Linked DNA regions of Homo sapiens: region 1 is linked to region 2. Evidence: chromatin loops called from intact Hi-C (ENCODE). Cell type or tissue: endothelial cell of umbilical vein. All regions are shown on one strand. Each heading gives the region's core, and the rest is flanking DNA. Links, peaks and the distances in the headings are about the cores only. Region 1 has its middle 22 kb from the start of PREP. Region 2 overlaps LIN28B (lin-28 RNA binding posttranscriptional regulator B).

The links. Hi-C counts contacts between places; a loop is a spot of excess contacts. Peaks named below come from ENCODE experiments on the same cell type or tissue, not always from the same donor. Only the 100,000 strongest peaks of a DNase experiment are listed, where the experiment ranks them.
Region 1: it touches region 2 in a loop (5-fold over the local background); 3 of 110 quality-filtered maps call a loop at or near these places.

Annotation. Positions count from the first base shown.
Region 1 is chr6:105,419,373-105,430,596 of GRCh38, reverse strand. No RefSeq gene overlaps it. Among named protein-coding and RNA genes, the nearest start is that of PREP, 22 kb to the right of the region's middle. RefSeq lists an enhancer at 6,127-6,176. In endothelial cell of umbilical vein, for the core only: a CTCF peak has its summit at 6,227 (motif pointing right); DNase peaks (open chromatin) are centred at 1,976 and 6,256; H3K27ac peaks cover 787 bases; H3K27me3 peaks cover 140 bases.
Region 2 is chr6:104,990,450-105,001,673 of GRCh38, reverse strand. The region is part of intron 2 of LIN28B (lin-28 RNA binding posttranscriptional regulator B); the gene reads right to left. Among named protein-coding and RNA genes, the nearest start is that of LIN28B, 39 kb to the right of the region's middle. In endothelial cell of umbilical vein, for the core only: no CTCF peak of the experiment used is centred there; a DNase peak (open chromatin) is centred at 5,313.

The sequences.
Region 1 (11,224 bases), core at 1,534-9,533, 430 kb before region 2:
TGACCACATTTATTAGTACATAGTAAGCATCCTTGTGACTCCTGGGATTAGTTCAGATGGAAGACTCTGAAATGGGCTTAGACTTCTCTCAATTGCTGATGGTGACATAGCTGGACAAATGCTGTTTTGTTTCTATTACTCTGAACACCAGATCTGTGCCACAGAATTGGTGCTTATCAATTTGCACATTACAAAATATAATGCTGAAAATTTGTAGATTTAAAAAAAAAAAAAACTGGTAATCATGATTAGCTAATCTAAAGGAAAGTTCTTTGACCTTAAAAAAAAAAAAATCTCTCTAAGCCTTGGTTTCCCTATATATAGAATGAGTAAATTATTAACCTACCCTTCCAACCTCCCTGAAATGTCTGAGAGAATGTTTTAAAACTGTGATACTTACTCATATGGACGGGAGTGTTTGTTAATTTAACCTATCCTTTGCTGAAATGTCTGAGAGAATGCTTTAAAACTGTGATACTTACTCATATGGACGGGAGTGTTTGTTAATTTAACCTATCCTTTGCTGAAATGTCTGAGAGAATGCTTTAAAACTGTGATACTTACTCATATGGACGGGAGTGTTTGTTAATTTAACCTATCCTTTGCTACTTATTGATATGCAGTTAATTGTGAACATGTGTCTTCCTTTGGCCAAAAAAACATGAGCAGAGGTGACACACCACTTCCAGATAGAAGCTTTCCAAGTCAGTATGTATTTCACCACGTTCTCTTCACTCTAACAGGATGCTTACGGAACACATTAGGATGGAGCCTCTGTGGATCTGGATCTGGTCCCTGAGTGACTCCACATGTGCTGAGCCACACTGGACCTGGAGCACGAAGGAGAAACACACTTTTGCTGATTTAAGCCACTGAGATTCTGGGATCATTACCTCAACATTACCTGGACTATCCTGATTGGTCCTAGGGCCTTGCCACATCTGGGATACAAATGTAAAATTTAAAGAAATAATCCCAGTCAAATCGAGGTGAATGAAAGAGGGCTTCTTAGAATAAATGTTTTAGTGAAATCCTTAAAAAAAAAAGACTAAGAATAAGAGATGGCATTACTAATGGAAGAACTACTATTTCATATGGCTAGCTTAATTTGAAATATGGCTAAGAATCAGGTGGTCAATAATAACAACACGATGTTTTTAGACAATATTAAAATGCAAATTTCTCATATACTATAATGCTTGAAATGGCTTTAGAGGAAATCAAGTCCTTACCTGTATTTCTATGAGGCTTATATATTACATGAAGACAGAAATAAAAAGCCCTAACACTCAGAATTCCTTTTTATTTATTTTTTATTTGTTTATTTTCCTTTTCTTCCTATTTTGCTTATCATGACAGTGAAGATCTCTATAAATCATGAGCGTAGACATATGAGTTTTAAATGTCTGGATTTGGACAAAAAGGAAACAAACCCAAGGGACATACACAAATAAATACAAATTCATCAACAAATTCCCCATCCCTCCTCACCTCCGCTCAATGTCGGTTTTAAACTCTTGGTGAGGAGTGGTATCTCCAACTCTTGATTCTAGCACTTTCATCCTCTCTTTAACAGCATTATAAAAATGACCCAGAAGACACTGCTGAGTGAAAGCGTACCTTAGCAGAGTGACACAAGTGAAAGAAAAAAAACATCCAAACAATGAGGCCTTTGATGGAGAGCCCTGAGATTTCCTAATAGCAAATAGGACTAATCGGTGGTTATGAAAGTGGTAGCCTCAACTCCCATTAGAAAGAAACAACATGCAGGCCTCTTTCTGTAACTCCCAGAGAGAAACCCTGGGGAGAGTGGTTCACCGGGCTCTCCAACCCAGACAGGTCAAACTTCTTTGCCCTTCCTGAGTGCAGTATGAAGAAAGCATCAACACAAAGGAAATATTTTTGTTGGCAGTCAGATCAGAGCATGCTGACATCCCTGTTTTTAACAATTCCCTGGTCAGCCTGGGTGTGGTTACTCTTTTGAAAGTTTAGTCTTGAGGAAATAGGTCAAGGGAGCCAGTGTTGTTGTGTTCTCCTGAGCGTGACTGAATCCTTGCATTCATTACGTGTGTGTTGCTTTGGAATGAGTGTCTTGCTGAGTGCCACCTACCAACCAGCATTTCTGGCTTCCCCAACTGACCAGCAAGGTCGGACTCTCTCCTTAAAACAGGCTGAGCTGGGCAAGCAAACAGCCTGTTGTGCTGAGAGTCAGAGGAGATTGATCAAACATGAATCTTAGTTGAGGAATGACAAGTAGCTAGGGTTGAGATAAATAATCCAAGAGGCCCTGTATGTATTTGCATAAGGGAAATGGAATTGAAAGAAGACCAGGACTACGAGATAAGCAGAGGCAACTAGAGAAAGGGCTCTTAGAAGGAGTGAGCAATGGTTCTGATTCATAGCCCACCAGCTCTTCCCTCCAGCACTGTGGCAGACACTATTCCCCAAAATCCATTTTCTCTTCTTCCTGAGCACAAAACTGGGCTCCATTTTCCAGGGTACTTTGCAATATGGTGTAACCATGTGACCGGTTTCTGACTAATGGAATGTGACAGAAGCAGTACGTGCTACTTTCAGACCTGGCCCATAAAAGCCACTTACTTACAATCCCGTTTCTCTTTCTAGTTTCCTGGGGTGGTGATGCTAGAAACAATGGGTTAAAGATAGCACAGCTGCAGTCAGCCGGGGTCTCTGCAAAAAGCAGAGCCCACCTTCTCCTCTTCCCATTTCTAGCTGCTGACTTGAAACCACTCAGTCCTATGAAGTGAGAAAGAAATAAACTTTCTGTTCTCTAAGTCATTGAATTTGTAGATCTTTGTTGCAGCAGCAAGGCCTACCCTGCTTATAATTTGTATCATGCCTGTGACATTATCTGACTCACACACTATAGGAGCCATTTACTATAAAGCCAGTGCATATCTCTCCTAGTTCCCTATCATCAATGAATATAGGAGACTTGCATGATTTGACCAATTTTCCTCTCCAGCTTCATCTCTCCTGACTCCTACATTGCTCTGTAGGCTCTGATATGGTTTGGCTGTGTCCCCTCCCAAATCTCATCTTGAATTGTAGTTCCCATAATCCCTATGTGTGGTGGGAGGGACCCAGAGGGAGATAATTAAATCATGGGGGCGCATACCCCCATGCTGCTGTTCTTGTGATAGTGTGTGAGTTCTCACAAGATCTGATGGTTTTATATGGGTTTTTTCCCCTTTTGCTCTGCACTTCTTCCTGCCACCATGAGAAGAAGAATGTGTTTGCTTCCCCTTCTGTCATGATTGTAAGTTTCCTGAGGCCTCCCCAGCCATACTGAACTGTGAGTCAATTAAACCTCTTCCCTATATAAATTACCCAGTTTTTGGGTATGTCTTTATTAGCACCGTGAGAACAGACTAATGCAGGCTCCATCCATACCAAACTCTCACACTCCTTCACATACATCCCTTGTACACAGCCCTCAGCATTTCCATAGGGTGCTCCCTTAAACTCTGCACCTAGCTGCTCACCCCCGCTACTTCTGATCTGTACCTCGTTACTTCTTACTCATTTCTCAAATTCAATTTAGACATTACTACCTTGGGTCACCCTTCTCTATCCCTCCAAGACGAAGTTAGATGACATCTGTGCTCCCACAGCATCCTGTCCTATAGATCCAACTGCACTAGATTAGAGTTACCTCCCAAATCCAGGCTCCATAAATCTCTAGCTTCTAGCATGGTACCTGGAATGTGGTAAGCACTCAATAAATATTTATTAAATGAAAGACTTGCTCCTGAAGTGGCCATCGAAATCCTAATATAGTAATCTGAGATCATGTTTGAGCACAAGTCAACATATGTTCATCTTTTTATAATTCCATGTTTAATTCAGTGTCCTGTGTATAGGTGTTACCCATATATATCTGTTAAGTGACTACCTTTTTTGAGAAAGACTTATATTTTTGTTTGTTTGGTCAGTTGGTTCTTGAGACAGGGTCTTGCTCTGTCACCTGCGCCTCAACCTCCCAGGCTCAAGTGATTCTCCCACCTCAGCCTCCTGAGTAGCTGGGACCACAGGCACATACCACCATGCTAGGCTAATTTTTTAAAAATTTTTATAGAGACAGGGTCTCCCTATGTTGCCCAGGCTGGTCTTGAACTCCTGGGCCCAAGTGATCCTCCCATCTCAGCCTCCCCAAAGGCTAGGATTATAGGCCATGCCTGGCCATATTTTGTTATTAAAGGGAAAACTCAAAGTGAAATTTTGAGGCCTGATGCACTATTTGCATTTTATCCTTAAAATGGCTCTTTTATCCATTTTCCAACATGTACTTCCATATGCATAAGAAGCATGATTTTTCTTATAAGTGATAATTAGAAAAACCCAGAAAGATCAATTTAAATAAAACAATTAAATACATATAAGAAATGGACGTGCCTTAAAACTGATATGAATAAATCAGAAATATTTTAGGCAAACAGAGTAACATCCAGTCAAGTTTAGAATTGGGGGCTAAAGTGTTCATCTGAAGGATAGAAGATTTTAGTGGGATGTCAAATCCTGTAGGCCAGCAAAATAAAAAAAAAATCTAATCAAGAATTCTTAGACTTGTGAAAGCTTGTTGGAAAGAAGCTAATGGCAATGATGGAAAGGTATGTAGGTATACAGCCACAAACACACAAAACCAAATGTTCTAAGAGAATAGATTCTGAAGAGGTAAGTCAAGAAAGGTAAAAAAGGAATAGAGGGCAAAGAAAATTCTTTTTTTTACGTTTTTTATTTTATTTTATTTTAGGTTCTGGGGTACACACGCAGGATGTGCAGGTTTGTTACATAGGTAAACATGCGCCCTTATGATTTGCTAGACCTATCAACCCATCACCTAGGTATTAAGCCCAGCATGCATTAACTATTCTTCCTGATGCTCTCCCTCCATCCATGCCCTCCACCCTGCCAGGCAGGCCCCAGTGTGTGTTGTTTCCCTCCCTGTGTCTATGTGTTCACATTGTTCAGCTCCTATTTATAAGTGAGAACATGCAGTGTTTGGTCTTTCTGTTCCTGTGTTAGTTTGCTAAGGATAATGTCTTCCAGCTCCATCAATGTTCCTGCAAAGGACACGATCTTGTTCCTTTTTATGGCTGCACAGTATTCCATGGTGTATATGTACCACATTTTCTTTATCCAGTCTATCATTGATGGGCATTTGGGTTGATTCCATGTCTTTGTTATTGTGAATAGTGCTGCAATGAACATACACATGCATGTATTTTTATAATAGAATGACTTATATTCCTTTGGGTATATATCCAGTAATGGGATTGCTGGGTCAAATGGTATTTCTGGTTCTAGATCTTTCAGGAATTGCCACACCATCTTCCACAATGGTTGAACTAATTTACACTCCCACCAACAGAAAAAAGTGTTCCTATCTCTCTGCAGCCTCACCAGCATCTGTTGTTTCTTGACTTTTTAATGATCACCATTCTGACTGGCATGAAATCATATCTCATTGTGGTTTGGATTTGCATTTCTCTAATGATCAGTGATGTTGAGCTTTTTAGATAATCCTATTCTTAAGACTTTGAAGTTTTATGGCAAATTTTGTGGTGCCAGATAAATCCTTAATAACACACCTTGTGTTTGTACTGTACTGTGATGAGAGATTGCCTTATTAGTAGATAATATTTTTAAAAATATTTGTACGTGATTTCTAAAGCAGACTGGAAGCAGACAGTCCTGGGTTAAACACACAGGATGAGTGATCTTGGCAGTTGTAGGTGGTATGCACCAGTGATTTCATAGGAACAGTATTCATCAGAATAGACTGGAAGCAACTGGTATCACTGCAGACTTCTAGGGTACCTCAGGGAATGGTTTCCTAACTCTTTTTAAGGATCTGGGTGACATATTGGCTAACGTACTCGAGGACCAAGAAAGGATCCATGGCTTAGAAACAAGAGTAAACATCAGATATTGGCCGTAGAATTAAATGTCACTGAAAAGATTAAGCCAGGAGCCAGGGAGTAACCTTAAGCAGAGAAGTCTCCCTTTCCAAGAGCCTCATGCTACATTTGCAGAAACTGTCCAAGAGCCTAAGCATCTCTAAGTTCTATATGAATAGGAAACTTCACCAGATAAGGAAAGGAAATCAAGTGCTATAGAGATTGATGAAGCCGTTTATCTAGGGTGAACTTCAAGTACTTGGCAATGGGAGCCCCCCATTTTAGGGTAAATCCGAGTTCAGACCAGCAGAGGGCAGTGTAGCAAACTTTGAAACCTCAAACGGCTGGGACTTAAAGAGAGTATGAATCCAGTACTGAGGGGCTGTTAGTGAAGAAGGGATGAAGGACTATCTGTGGGATCAGGGCTGCCTTGAAAAGATAAAGAAATGGTCAGCACTGCACTCCAGCGTGGGCAACAGAGAAAGACCCTGTCTACAATACAGTACAATACAATACAGTACAATACAAAACACACAGAAATGATCAGGAGTGAACCTACACTTGTGATGTGTAGGTATGAGAAGTGGAACAATTAGGAATTAATCTCCACTTCATTTCAAAGAAGATGGATCAGTAAGCAGCTGGTCCCTTTTTTCTGACTCCAGGAACAGGAAAAGGACCACAACAAGTCACAGTCACTCTTTCGGGAATCTGCAACTGGCACCCCCGATTCTTCTGCCCAGGTGAAATCCTAACACTCAGCTTTCTCCTGCACACCTCTTCTTGATATAGGCTTGACAGGGGGCTGGCACTGTGGTGCTGTGGATCATGAGAAGCCCTTACCTCCCCATCTGCTGCCAGCCCACATAAATGGAGAAATAGCCCACCCTGTTCCAAGGTGGAGAGGACATAAAAACATTGCTTCCTTCCTTACCCACTGGAATTCAAATCATTAGGCTTCCACTTTTAAAAGTGTTGGTATATTATGAGAAATTTGTTTTGTCTCCATATGTGGGTTAGAGAAGGGGACAAGTGAACTATTTTTACTGTGAGTTTTTTCTTTGAGTTTATTGCCCAGTCTAAGCTGTAAAAAGAGGTCCTAGGGGGCATTCAGAATTGCTGTCCCTTAAGCCAGTAGATGGCAAGTGCTGAGAAACACTGCAACTGTAAGACACCAGTATAAACCCAGAAGCCTCACTCCACTAACTCTTGGAAAGAAATGTGTGCAGAAAGACATCCTGAAGACCTGAGTGACCGCTCAGTGAGGGGTCAAAGGAGCTTTCCTACTGGCAGGCTATGGAATACTTTGTCTATAAAAATGGAGATTTCCTTACATTACATGGCAGTTAGCATGCTTACTAGTGATCCACCTCAAGCTTTTACTACTGCAGAACCACCTGTGCCTTGCTTTCTTGCTGGTCCCTAAATAGCATGTCATGGCAGATTGTGAATGCTTTAAGTTCTGTGAGCAGTAATTACTCAGGACCTTCTCCAAGTCCCTCTTTTCTGTTTTACAGTTCACAATTCACAAAAGCTTTGATTTTCCAGGCCCCAAACTCTGGATCTCATACCCTAAATTTGGTGTCTGCCTTTGGAACTTTCAGATTTGGCAGGTTTCAAACCCTAACCAGGTTCTTGGATCTTGGTCCCATAGCATGGCTTTAAGTATTGTCTCCAACCTAAAGGGTGTCCTATTGCCTCCAAGGAGGGCCCCTCGTTCCCTCTGCCACATGTAACTGGCCAATGAGACCAGCCTCTGGTCCCCAAGACCTCCAAAGGGAACTTTGAATTGTCAGCAGCTCAGCGGGGTATCTAGAGAAAACATCCCCTCCATTATATGACAGATAAGTTGACAAAACAGGCCCACAGAGTAGTCTTAGACCACTTGTATCTCTGATACCAGGGTTATGCCAGAAAATTCAAGATCAATTAAACATGAATTTAAAACAATCCATGTCCACCATGACTTTCTGAGTGGACAGAAAATAAGAAATCAATAAATACTGTCTGAGGTTTAAACTTGTACTTAAGTAAGAACACACACATGCACACACATAAGAACATTCCATAAAGACTATAGCATTATGATTTTATATGTACTATTATTTATTAAACTGATGCTCCTAAAAAAGTAGAGGAAAATGCAGTTCTGTTTACTTTTCATAATATTACCTCCAAAGAGCTCTTTTGAGAACTAACATCTCTAGATTTTTTTTTTTTTTTTTTTTTGAGATGGAGTCTCACTCTGTTGCCAGGCTGGACTGCAGTGGTGCGATCTCAGCTCACTGCAACCTCCACTTCCCAGGTTCAAGCAATTCTCCTGCCTCAGCCTCCCAAGTAGCTGGGACTACAGGCATGCGCCATCACGACCAGCTAATTTTTGTATTTTTAGTGGAGACAGGTTTTCACCATGTTGGCCAGGATGGTCTCAATCTCTTGACCTCGTGATCTGCCCACCTCAGCTTCCCAAAGTGCTGGGATTACAGACATGAGCCACCACTCCTGGCCTAACATCTCTAGTTTTAAAGAAAAGTCTATCTGAAGTTTCAGCAATTCCATCAGTTTTACTTTTTCTTTTTCTTCTGTTAAAGTCAAGCAAATATCAATACAGATGTTCCTCAACTTACCATGAGGTTATCTCCTGATAAACCTGTCATAAGTCAAAAATATTGTAAGCCAAAAATGCATTTAATACCCAGATATACCCATTGTAAAGTCAAAAAATGATAAGTTAAACCATCATAAGTTGGAGACCATCTGTAGTTATTATTTAAAAATAGTGTGTATAATATAATCCATTGTGTACATACTCAACAATTTATTCAATCTACTATTGGTGGACATAAGTTTGGTTTCTAGTTTGGTGCTATTATGCACAAATGCTGCCATAAACATTCTTGTATGTATATCCTGGTGCACATGCCCATAAGCTTCTCTTAAAAATACCTGAGTGGGATTACTGATGTAACATATATGAATCTTCAACTTTACTAGGCAAAGCAAAACTGCTTTTCAATGTGGTTTTACCAATCTACATTCCTTCAAGAAGTGCATGAGAAGAATCTCTCTTGTTATACATCCTTCCCCTATACTTGGTATTTTCGGAATTATTGTATCTTTTTTTTTTTTTTTTTTTTTTTTTTTTGAGACGGAGTCTCGCTCTGTTGCCGAGGCTGGACTGCAGTGGTGCAATCTCCGCTCACTGCAAACTCCACCTCCCGGGTTCACGCCATTCTCCTGCCTCAGCCTCCCGAGTAGCTGGGACTACAGGTGCCTGCCACCATGCCTGGCTACTTTTTTGTATTTTTAGTAGAGACGGGGTTCACCGTGTTAGCCAGGATTGTCTCGATCTTCTGACCTCCTGATCTGCCCACCTCAGCCTCCCAAAGTGCTGGGATTACAGCTGTAGCCACCACGCCCGGCCCAGAATTATTGTTTCTAATCTAGTGGATCTGTAATGATACCACACTGTGGTTTAAATGTGCATTTCCCTGATTCCTAGTGAAATTAAGTACTTTTTCTTTTATTTTTTTAATTATACTTTAAGTTCTAGGGTACATGTGCACAACGTGCAGATTTGTTACATATGTATACATGTGCCATGTTGATGTGCTGCACCCATTAACTCGTTATTTACATTAGGTATATCTCCTAATGCTATCCCTCTCCCCACCCCCAACCCCACGACAAGCCCCGGTGTGTGATGTTCCCCTTCCTTTGTCCAAGTGTTCTCATTGTTCAATTCCCACCTGTGAGTGAGAATATGCGGTGTTTGGTTTTTTGTCCTTGCTATAGTTTGCTGAGAATGATGCTTTCCAGCTTCATCCATGTCCCTACAAAGGACATGAACTCATCCTTTTTTATGGCTGCATAGTATTCCATGGTGTATATGTGCCACATTTTCTTAATCCAGTCTATCATTGATGGACATTTGGGTTGGTTCCAAGTCTTTGCTATTGTGAATAGTGCCACAATAAACATACGTGTGCATGTGTCTTTATAGCAGCATGATTTATAATCCTTTGGATATATACCCAGTAATGGGATCGCTGGGTCAAATGGTATTTCTAGTTCCAGATCCTTGAGGAATTGCCACACTGTCTTCCACAATGGTTGAACTAGTTTACAGTCCCACCAACAGTGTAAAAGTGTTCCTATTTCTCCACATCCTCTCCAGCACCAGCTGTTTCCTGACTTTTTAATGATAGCCATTCTAACTGGTATGAGATGGTATCTCATTGTGGTTTTGATTTGCATTTCTCTGATGGCCAGTGATGATGAACATTTTTTCATGTGTCTGTTGGCTGCATAAATGTCTTCTTTTGAGAAGTGTCTGTTCATATCCTTCACCCACTTTTTGATGGGGTTGTTTGTGTTTTTCTTGTAAATTTGTTTGAGTTCTTTGCAGATTCTGGATATTAACCCTTTGTCAGATGAGTAGATTGCAAAAATTTTCTCCCATTCTGTAGGTTGCCTGTTCACTGTGATGGTAGTCTCTTTTGCTGTGCAGAAGCTCTTTAGTTTAATTAGATCACATTTGTCAATTTTGGCTTCTGTGGCCATTGCTTTTGGTGTTTTAGACATGAAGTCCTTGCCCATGCCTATGTCCTGAATGGTATTGCCTAGGTTTTCTTCTAGGGTTTTTATGGCTTTAGGTCTAATATTTAAGTCTTTAATCCATCTTGAATTAATTTTTGTGTAAGGTGTAAAGAAGGGATCCAGTTTCAGCTTTCTACATATGGCTAGCCAGTTTTCCCAGCACCATTTATTAAATAGTGAATCCTTTCCCCATTTCTTGTCAGGTTTGTCAAAGATCAGATGGTTGTAGATGTGTGGTGTTGTTTCTGAGGCCTCTGTTCTGTTCCATTGGTCTATATCTCTGTTTTAGCACCAGTACCATGCTGTTTTGGTTACTGTAGCCTTGTAGTATAGTTTGAAGCCAGGTAGCATGATGCCTCCAGCTTTGTTCTTTTTGTTTAGGATTGTCTTGGCAATGCGGGCTCTTTTTTGGTTCTATATGAACTTTAAAGTGGTTTTTTCCAACTCTGTGAAGAAAGTCATTGGTAGCTTGATGGGGATGGCATTGAATCTGTAAATTACCTTGGGCAGTATGGCCATTTTCACGATATTGATTCTTCCTATCCATGAGCATGGAATGTTCTTCCATTTGTTTGTGTCCTCTTTTATTTCCTTGAGCAGTGGTTTGTAGTTCTCCTTGAAGAGGTCCTTCACATCCCTTGTAAGTTGGATTCCTAGGTATTTTATTCCTTTGTAGCAATTGAGAATGGGAGTTCACTCATGAT
Region 2 (11,224 bases), core at 1,822-9,821:
CCCTACTCATTTGTTCATCGCAGTTCACTGACCTTGTTAATAATTCTTCCGTTCTCTTACACATGTCCCTTTTCCCTTAGAATCCTGGTAATATTTTTATTCCTGATACTTATCAAACCTAAACAGTATTTTGGAAATGCACTGACTATCTGCTGTAGGAAAAAAGCATATAAATAGCGATTATTAGTCTCCAAATGCACTCTTGATTTCTCCCAGCTTTCTCACCTAGCTCTGAGAAGACCCACAAGGTCGTAGATAAGAAAATATGTAGATAGATGGTCCAATGAAGTTAGTTACCATCATAAATAAGTCAGGCATAAACATCACTGACAGTCATCTTCAGTATAAAAAAGTGTGATTTATGTATATCCCAAGGCCAAATGATTTATATGTGTTCCACAGGCAGAGCATGTAGACACTGTTCATACCCCACATAATTGTGGTAGTCAGCTTGCTTAAAAATATACATAGTAACTCAGGGTCAAAGCTACCACAGACAAAACTTCAAAAATATTTTAATAAGAAAGGGCATCTGATCAACCTAGAAGATCTTCTTGTTTACTATCTGCATATGATGGTAGCAATGAGTGAAGTAACAACAGCTGTTGGTCAAAGGCTTCTAACAAGATGATTTTAAAAAACTGAAAATACAAATAACATAAAATATACACATAAATGTCAATATATATATGTTTTCACATCTGCCATCTATAAACTATTTTTAAAATTTAAAAGAATTAGTTGTCTGAATTGGAGTTCAACGAGGTGAAACTCGGAATACAAAAGTAACATCTAAGGTAGTTTGAATCAGTAGTGTGACCTTGGTCATATTAATTCAGCTTTCTGTACATAACAGTAATTCTGAATTAGGGTTGTTGTAAGAATTAGATGAGTGAATATATGTCAACTGCTTAGAACAACTGGCATATAGTAAATCTTATATTTAGTGATTATTATTCTAGGTTAAGGAAGGATTTTCTATTTTTTTAATTTAATAAATATTTTAAATTTTTATTCTTTATTATTTAAATTATTTTACCTATTAAATTAAAACACTAGTGCAACAGAAATCCAGTTACAACATAGCTCTTTTATATAAAAAGGTCTCTTGAACAATTAGTCTTGACAGGCAAAACTAGTTCTGACCAGACCAGCATTAAAATAGAATTTTGCATGGAAATGTGCCAACATTTTAAAGGTATTTATAAGTGACTGCTATTGCTTTGTTTTCTAATCGTCACAAATACTACCCATTCATTTTAGAAAATATAGACAAGAAAAACAGAAAGTAAAAAACAACTTGAAATCCCACCACACTACTGTGACCATTTTATTTTTTTACCACTCTGTTACCACTATAAAAAACTGTGTGTATAGAAAACTTGCATTTTTTCATACACACAGAGAGATGGAGATATAACTGTTTTTTTAAACATGGCTCCTTCTATACCCAATGTTTCATACTATACTTTTTTCATTTAGGAAGATAACATGCATAGAATTGAACATTTTAAGACCATGGTTTTAGCAGCCAAATGTGCCCCCTCCCCCACCATTTTTGCAGGTAAACTCTTATTTGAAACTTCTGTATTAAAAAAATAGAGACAAAACATTCTGGTTGAAGCAGAATGGAAATGTGCTCAGCTTTCCCCTTCCCTGGTGGTCCTCAAAAGGAGTGCCAAGGAAATCAAAGAACTTCTGAATACAGTTAACAATGTAATCCCAGCACTTTGGGAGGCCGAGGCAGGCGGATCACACCTAAGGTTGGGAGTTCAAGACCTGCTTGACCAACATGGAGAAACCCCGTCTCTAATAAAAACACAAAATTTGCCAGGCATGGTGGCACATGCCTGTAGTCCCAGCTACTCCGGGGGCTGAGGCAGGAGAATCACTTGAACCCGGGAGGCAGAAGTTGTAGTGAGCCGAGATCATGCCAATGCACTCCAGCCTGGGCGACAAGAACGAACTCCGTCTCCAAAAAAAAAGAACTTCCTTTGTTCAGCACCATAAGACAGGGTAAAACAAACAAATAACTTAAATTGGCTACACAATATACATGCCATTACATTGATGTTCATGATTTAATCACCTAATGATGAACATGTTTCTAATTCTTTGTTGTAAGTGCTATAATAAATATCTTTGTGCATATCCATTCTAATTTACATGCTTTTGATATACATTACAAATTATTTCTCTGCAACCTTGCTAGTATTAGGTATTATCATTAAAACAGGCTGGGTTAGGTGGGTTATGCCTGGAATCCCAACATTTTAGGAGACTGAGGTGGGATGACTGCTTGAGGCCAGGAGTTCAAGACCAGCCTGGGAATCATAGCAAGATCCCATCTCTACAAAAAACACAAAATCAGTTGGAAGTGGTGTCAAAGGCCTATAGTCCCAGCTGCTCTGGAGGGTGAGGTAGGAGGATCTCTTGAGCCTTAGAGTTCAAGGTTGCAATGAGCTATGAGCATGCCACTGAACTCTAGCCCCCACCTCAAAAAATAAATAAATAAATAAAATAATAACATTGCCAAACTTTCATCTACTAAATGTTGCTTTCAAATTTCAGTTCTTTAATTTCTATATTTATATCTTCATGAATTTCCATATTCCTGTCCTTTGCCCATTTTCGATAACGATGCTTGTTTTTTCTAATTCTCAAAAGTTCTATATACTGCAAGGATTTTAAATCTTTTGTCTGTACATTATAAATCATTTTCTTACTTTGCAATTGGCCTTTCAATTACTTAAGAAGTTTCTACAAGCTATTTAAGTCTAGTAATAAAAATATAGTTAAAATGACAAAGATCCTTAGTCATGCACAATACCCAAAAAATTACCTGGTTTACCGTACATACATACTTAATTTATACATAATTTACTCACTTTAGTTAAATATTTTAGACCCCAATGTGTAAGTAAACTGTCTTGATGACATTAAAATATATTTGGAATAAAATATTTCACTCATTAAATGGCCATCATTACTTTTATAAATAATAGGTTATCTAAATATAAAAATGACTTTAAATGTCAACATCAGTGAATGATAAATGATACTGGATTCTAAGAGGAAATGAATGGACAAGAAGAAATTAATTTTTTATATAGGCAGTTGTAACATGACACAGCTGGCAAGTACGGAGAGAAAAAAGTAGTTAAATATAAATGGTGAAGGTAAACAAATTTTAAAATCACAAATTATTATTGTCTATATTTTAACAATAAACTATTATACAAAGAATAAAATTAAACCAGCTAATCCTAAATTATTTTGGAATAAGCTCATTGTTAAGTATGTTCTGTTTAACACTGAAAAATCTAAACAAAATGATAATAAAATGTTAACAGATTTACATCCCTCTTTTAGTTGAACTTTATGCTTTATGAATAAAATATAGTCACAGGACTTCAATTACATAATAGGTTAAATTTTACTGCAATGAACTTCAATTATTTCTTGGTTTTAACCTTGTGGGGTCTTATAACATGAAACACTTCTTAAAAACATGGGTCTTGAATTAGGTATGTTTATTTTAATATTCTGTTATTGTATGGTTTGATCAGTATTACACATTTTAGCTAAAACTATTCTAATTATGACTAAAACAAGTTAAATGGATAACAAAAGGACTTAATTTTACAGCATAAAAGGGTTTAAAACAATCTTTCAACAATAAGGCTTTTCCAATAATGAAACCTTTTTTTCCTCAGTTTATTATTGTATATAAATAAGACAGTCTTTTCAAAAGCATGTAGAAGAAGACAAGCTCATCAAAAAGGCACAAGGGAATAAATTAAGGAAAAAAGGCTACTGCTGCTTCCCATGAGTGACACCAACACTAATGGGGATGCTAGGCATATAAACCCGGAAGTGTCAGCCTTAGCTAATGTGCTAAGACTAATTTTTATGGGATATGAACCCGGCCATGTGCAGATTATAAATTCTGATTTCAGTACAAGTATGAGCTTCTTACCATTAGAAATTCTACCATCATTATTCTCTATCATCATCACCAAATGTCAAACCTCTCAACCTGAAAACATTTTATCATTTTAGCAGTCAGGTCTATATTGCAACTTTCAGGCTATCTCATAGAAATAACGTGTGTGTGTGGCGGGGGGGGGCGGGTGTTACATATTTTTGTTGGTACTATATTATATTGGGCAACTGAGAAACTATACATATAGATACAGTTCAATTTCGTCATCATCAAGGTTCAAATTTTTTATTCTTTTCTTCCTTTCACTCCATCTTATCTATATATACGAAATACTATATAAATCACAATATTTATATATCATAACAATAAAATTAAAATTATAACCATGTAAAAATATTTTATGGACAAACTTTTTCTTTTCTTTTTCTTTTCTTTTTTTTTTTTTTTGAGACGGAGTCTCGTTCTGTCGCGCAGGCTGGAGTGCAGTGGCGCGATCTTGGCTCACTGCAACCTCTGCCTCCCGGGTCCACGCCATTCTCCTGCCTCAGCCTCCCGAGTAGCTGGGACTACAGGTGTGTGCCACCATGCCCAGCTAATTTTTTGTATTCTTAGTAGAGATGGGGCTTCACCGTGTTAGCCAGGATGGTCTCGATCTCCTGACCTCATGATCCACCCGCCTTGGCCTCCCAAAGTGCTGGGATTACAGGCATGAACCACTGTGCCCGGCCTTTCTTTTCCTTTTAAAAACCAAGGTTTCACTCTGTCACCCAGGCTGGAGTGCAATAGCTCATTCCTAGCTCACGCAGCCTCAAACTCCTGGGGTGAAGTGATCTTCCTACCTTAGCTTCCCCCAAGTAGCTGGGACCACGGGTGCATGCCCCCTTACCTGGCTTGGACAAACATTTTTAAGAAAAATAAAGTTATTTGAAATAGACTTATAGGCAAGGTAAAATGTTCATTAAACAATTAAGGGGGAGTTTTGTCCACAAACACTATTTTCATCATACCACAACCTGGTTAAGGAATCTACATGAAGGATATTCCAAAGTTTATCAATTAAAACCATATACGACCTGGTTTTTCCTTACTTTACTACCCCTCTACACCTCCTTAATTACTGTCCTTAGTGTATTCCCAATACAGACTTACTAGAGCACTTCCTAACAACACCCAACATTTGTCTCTGCCTCTAAGCCTTTGCTAAATTCTTCTCTTCACTTATCACTGTTATATACTGAGAAAGACAGAAGCAGCCCTTCACAGTCAGGAGCTGTCTTGGCACTATCTGTTAGGCCAAGAGTGTTCTGTTGAACATAAACAATTTCAGAGAACACTAACATCAGACAAGAACATTCTGTGACCTTATCTGAACAGAGACAAAAACAAGAACACTGTCCAAACCAGAAATGATCAAACACTCCCCTCTTCTGGCTAATAAAGTTGTTTAACAATTTCTAGTTTTAGCCCTGCTATATTCCTCTTTCTAGATAAGAATTGTTAAGATACCCAACCACAGAATGACTCCTGCTTTCTGATGGCATCCAGTCCAGAGCAAATCCCTGCTTCCTTAACCCTCTGCAAATCCCCTAACATAAACTCAAGTCCCATAAGTCCTTTTTAACGCCCTCTTATTGAGATGCTACAAGATTCCACATGATGTGCCGTGTCTCACACTGCTGCAAATTATAAACCTGATTTTGTTTGATTCACATGTGTTTCTAGTGGGGTATGTATATATGTGTATTTTATATATATATATATAAAGTATATAATTTTAAAATAATTTTTAAATATTTTTTAAACCTTACTCAGAAGACATAGTTATCTAAGAAGTTTCCCTTCATTATATAAGCCCAAGCTACTTTTAGTTTGGCTTTAGCTATTTTTTTTAGTTTAGTTTATATTTAGTTCATCATGTTTTTACAGTTCTTATTACATGTATTTATTTACATGCTGTTGAGTAAAAATGTTTCCATTAAACGCACATATATATTTGCCTTCTACTTCCGAAACAGAAGATATGCTTCTTGTGGATCTAAACATTTATATCTTTCTATCACTATGAAGAAAGTATGTCACTAATCCCTCTTATTTACTGGTACTTTGCTAAGTTCTATTCCTGGATTCTTTTCTTCCCACTCTACATTTTCTATTTCACTACCACTTAAATCTGATGATTCCCATATCTATAACTAGAACCTAGACTTGAGTTCTCAGACCCACATGAATATATCCAACTGGATGGTCACAGGGCCTGCATACTTACATTTCTAAAACAGATTTTATATCTGGCCCCCCCAAATCTGAGGATCCCTCTCCTTCACTATAATTCTCATGCTTCTGTCTCTCCGATCCACTCAATCAACTCAAGCTAGAAATGTAATAAGTCACTCGTATGCTTGCCTCCTCTCTCACCCTCTACAACCAATAGTCTACCAAATCCTAAGTATACTCTCCTTAAATCTCTAATGTTCCTGTTTGTCTCCAGTGTTACTGCTTTGGTTAAGGCCTCCTTTACCCTTTTCCTAGAAATGCAGTTCTCTTACCTTCCTTAAATGCATCCTCAATACACAGGCTGAGTATCCCTTATCCAAAATGCTTGGAACCAGAAGTGTTTGAGATTTTGGACATTTCTGGGATTTTGAAATATATGCATTATACTTACCAGCTGAGCATCCCTAATCCCCAAAATCCAAAATGCTCCAGTGAGTATTTCCTTTGGACAGTAAGTTGGTGCTCAAAAATTTTTGGATCTTGGAAGATTTTGGATTTGAGATTTTCCAGTTAGGGATAACTCAGTCTGCAATACAGCAAGAACCACTTATAGTGAAAATCTGTTCAAATTACTTGTCTGCTTAAAATCCTTCAAAGGCTCCCCGTGTGAATCAGTTTAAAGCCGACCTTTCAATAAGTTTAAGGCCAACCTTTCCATCCCTCTTACCTCTTCAACCAACTGTCTCACACCGTCCTCTCATCCTTTGCCCACACTTAACTATTTAAAATGTTCTAAAAATGCCTGGCTCTGAATGTAATGCCTTCTCTGTTGAGAATTACTGCCTGACAAAGACCCTTCTCTTACAAGGCTCAAATTAATAATCGACTCTTACATAATATTTTTAACACCCTGACAAATGAAAAACCTCCCCTTTTGGGATTCCAATATACAAATTTTCCCAACAGGATCTATGTCACTTTTATGAACGATTTATAGCTTTCTCTCCTATTCCAAACCACAAGGTCCTTGAAGACAGAGCCCATGACTGAATCCATTTTTAAATCCTAAATAGCTAACACAATGCCTGGCAGAAAACAAAATTGAATGGATAAGTTAAATAACTGATTTGCTAATTCTTAGTAAAACAATTTTATTTTGCCACAGATCTTCACTTAAAAGTATCGTTAAAAGTTAAAAAATGTTTTTATCGGTCAGGCGCGGTGGCTCACGCCTGTAATCCCAGCAATTTGGGAGGCCGAGGCGGGCGGATCACGAGGTCAGGAGATCGAGACCAACCTGGCTAACACAGTGAAATGCCGTCTCTACTAAAAATACAAAAAATTAGCCGGGTGTGGTGGCACACGCCTGTAATCCCAGCTACTTGGAAGGCTGAGGCAGGAGAATGGCATGAACCTGGAAGGCGGAGCTTGCAGTGAGCCGAGATTGCGCCACTGCCCTCCAGCCTGGGCGACAGAAGGAGACTCCGTCTCAAAAATATATATATATATTTTTATCAAGAACTGGTATAGTTTAATGATACCTTTAGAGATAAATATTTTCTGCTCAATACTATTTAAGAAAAAGTAACTTTCTAAGATGATTGGTTTATTGCTTTTGGAATTATTATTTGTACTGACGCTCACAAAATTAAGGGTCTTAACTTTTTTTTTTTTTTTTTTGAGACAATCTCGCTCTGTCATCCAGGCTGGAAGTGCAGTGACTCAATCTCGGCTCACCGCAACCTCCGTCTCCCAGGTTAAAGGGATTCTTGTGCCTCAGCCTCCCAAGTAGCTGGGACTACAGATGCATGCCACCACACCTGGCTAGTTTTTGTATTTTTGTAGAGATAGGGTTTCACCATCTTGGCCAGGCTGGTCTTGAACTCCTGGCCTCGAGCAATCCACCCACCTCGGCCTCCCAAAGTGCTGGGATTACAGGCCTAAGCCACCGCCCCCAGCCAAAGCTCTTAACTTTAAAAGCCTGAAACAAACAAATTAAACAATGGCCATTTATTCAACAATAAAATCTTGTTTTGTTTTGTTTTTTTGAGAAAGGGTCTTGTTCTGCCACCAAGGCTGGAATGCAGTGGTGTGATCACAGCTCACTACAGTCGAAATCCTGAGCTCAAGTGATCTCCTGCCTCAGCCTCCCAAGTAGCTCAGACTACAGGTCCTCTCCACCATGCCCAGCTAATTTTTATTTTTTATTTTGGTAGAAACAGGGTCTTGCTATGTTGCACAGGCTGGTCCTGAACTCGCCTCATGTGATCCTCCCACCTCAGTCTTCCTAAGTGCTGGGATTACATGAGTCACCATGCTGGGCCCCAACAGCAAAACTAGTCTTAATAATATTAATATAAACACATAACTTCAGGGACTTTTAAATGTTAAAGAAAATATTTTAAAGCTTTAAAAATAAGATAAAAAAACAGTTTAATAATCTCAGAGTAAGAAAATAATTCTGAAACAAAATACAAAAGGCAAAAATCATGTATGAAGGTTGATAAATTCAACTATATTAAAAGAAACAACTCAAGAGACACCATGAGATTCTTGGGAGAGTAAAAAAGTAATAATTCAAAGTTGTCTGAAATAAATTGAGGACGCACACTGTAACCTCCAGTGTCACCACTAAAAAAAATTTTGAGAAAAGTAAAAGTATAAAGCTAATAGAGAAGAAAGAGTAGTAAAAAATACTTGATCAGGCCAGACACAATGGCTCATGCCTATAATCTCAGAACTTTGGGAGGCCAAGGTAGGAGGACCACTTGAGCACAGGAGTTCAAAACCAGCCTGGGCACCATAGAGAGATCCCATCTCTACAAAAAAAAATTTTTTTAATTATCCAGATGTGGTGGCACATGACCGTGATCCCAGCTACTCAGCAGGCTGAGGTGGAAGGATCGCTTGAGCCTGGGAAGTTAAGGCTGAAGTGAGCCATGATTATGCCACTGCATTCCAGCCTGGGTGACAGAGTGAGACCCTGTTTAAAAAAAAAACACACACACACACACACACACACACACACAACAGAAACTTAATCCAAAAGCAAGCAAGAAGGAATAATGACAAATAACAGAAAAAACAACTTGAAAACAAATAGCAAGGTTGCAGACCTAAACCAAGTAATATTAATTGTTACATAAGATGTAAATGAGGCCAGGCGCAGTGGCTCATGCCTGTAATCCCAGCACTTTGGGAGGCCAAGGTGGGCGGATCACCTGAGGTCACTGCACTTCCAGCCTGACCAACATGGAAAAACCCTGTCTCTACTAAAAATACAAAATTAGCCAGGTGTGGTGATGCATGCCTGTAATCCCAGCTACTTGGGAGGCTGAGGCAGGAGAATCACTTGAACCCAAAGGCGGAGGTTACGGTGAGCCGAGATCGCATGAACTCCAACCTGGGCAACAAGAGCAAAACTCCATCTCAAAAAAAAAAAACAAGATGTGAACAGATTAAAGACTCCAATTAAAAGACTAAAATTCTCCCTCCCCCTCCCCCTCCCTCTTTCCACGGTCTCCCTCTGATGCCGAGCCAAAGCTGGACTGTACTGCTGCCATCTCCGCTCACTGCAACCTCCCTGCCTGATTCTCCTGCCTCAGCCTGCGAGTGCCTGCGATTGCAGGCGCACGCCGCCACCCCGACTGTTTTCGTATTTTTTTGGTGGAGACGGGGTTTCGCTGTGTTGGCCGGGCTGGTCTCCAGCTCCTAACCGCGAGTGATCTGCCAGCCTCGGCCTCCTGGGGTGCCGGGATTGCAGACGGAGTCTCGTTCACTCAGTGCTCAATGTTGCCCAGGCTGGAGTGCAGTGGCGTGATCTCGGCTCGCTACAACCTCCACCTCCCAGCCGCCTGCCTTGGCCTCCCAAAGTGCCGAGATTGCAGCCTCTGCCCGGCCACCACCCCATCTGGGAAGTGAGGAGCGTCTCTGCCCGGCCGCCCATCTTCTGGGATGTGAGGAGGCCCTCTGCCCGGCTGCCCAGTCTGGGAAGTGAGGAGCGCCTCTTCCCGGCCGCCATCCCGTCTAGGAAGTGAGGAGCGTCTCTGCCCAGCCGCCCATCGTCTGAGATGTGGGGATCACCTCTGCCCCGCCGCCCCGTCTGGGATGTGAGGAGCGCCTCTGCCCGGCCGCGACCCCGTCTGGGAGGTGAGGAGCGTCTCTGCCCGGCCGCCCACTCTGAGAGGTGAGGAGCCCCTCCGCGCGGCAGCCGCCCCGTCCGAGAAGTGAGGCGCCCCTCCACCCGGCAGCCACCCCGTCCGGGAGGGAGGCAGGGGGCAGCCCCCGCCCGGCCAGCCACCCCGTCTGGGAGGGAGGTGGGGGGCGTCTCCGCCTGGCCGCCGCCCTGTCCGGGAGGTGGGGGGGCGCCTCTGCCCGGCCGCCCCTTCTGGGAAGTGAGGAGCCCCTCTGCCCGCCGCCACCCCGTCTGGGAGGTGTACCCAACAGCTCATTGAGAACGGGCCATGATGACGATGGCAGTTTTGTCGAATAGAAAACGGGGAAATGTGGGGAAAAGATAGAGAAATCAGATTGTTGCTGTGTCTGTGTAGAAAGAAGGAGACATAGGAGACTCCATTTTGTTCTGTACTAAGAAAAATTATTCTGCCTTGGGATGCTGTTAATCTATGACCTTACCCCCAACCCGGTGCTCTCTGAAACATGTGCTGTGTCCACTCAGGGTTAAATGGATTAAGGGCGGTGCAAGATGCGCTTTGTTAAACAGATGCTTGAAGGCAGCATGCTCGTTAAGAGTCATCACCACTCCCTAATCTCAAGTACCCAGGGACACAAACACTGCAGAAGGCGCAGGGTCCTCTGCCTAGGAAAACCAGAGACCTTTGTTCACTTGTTTATCTGCTGACCTTCCCTCCACTATTGTCCTATGACCCTGCCAAATCCCCCTCTGCGAGAAACACCCAAGAATGATCAATAAAAAAAAAAAAATAAAAAATAAAAAACAAGACTAAAATTTTCAAAATAAATAATGAAGACTAATATATACGACATTTACAAGAGGCACACTAAACATAAGGTAACAGAAAAGTTAAATTCAAAAGGATAATA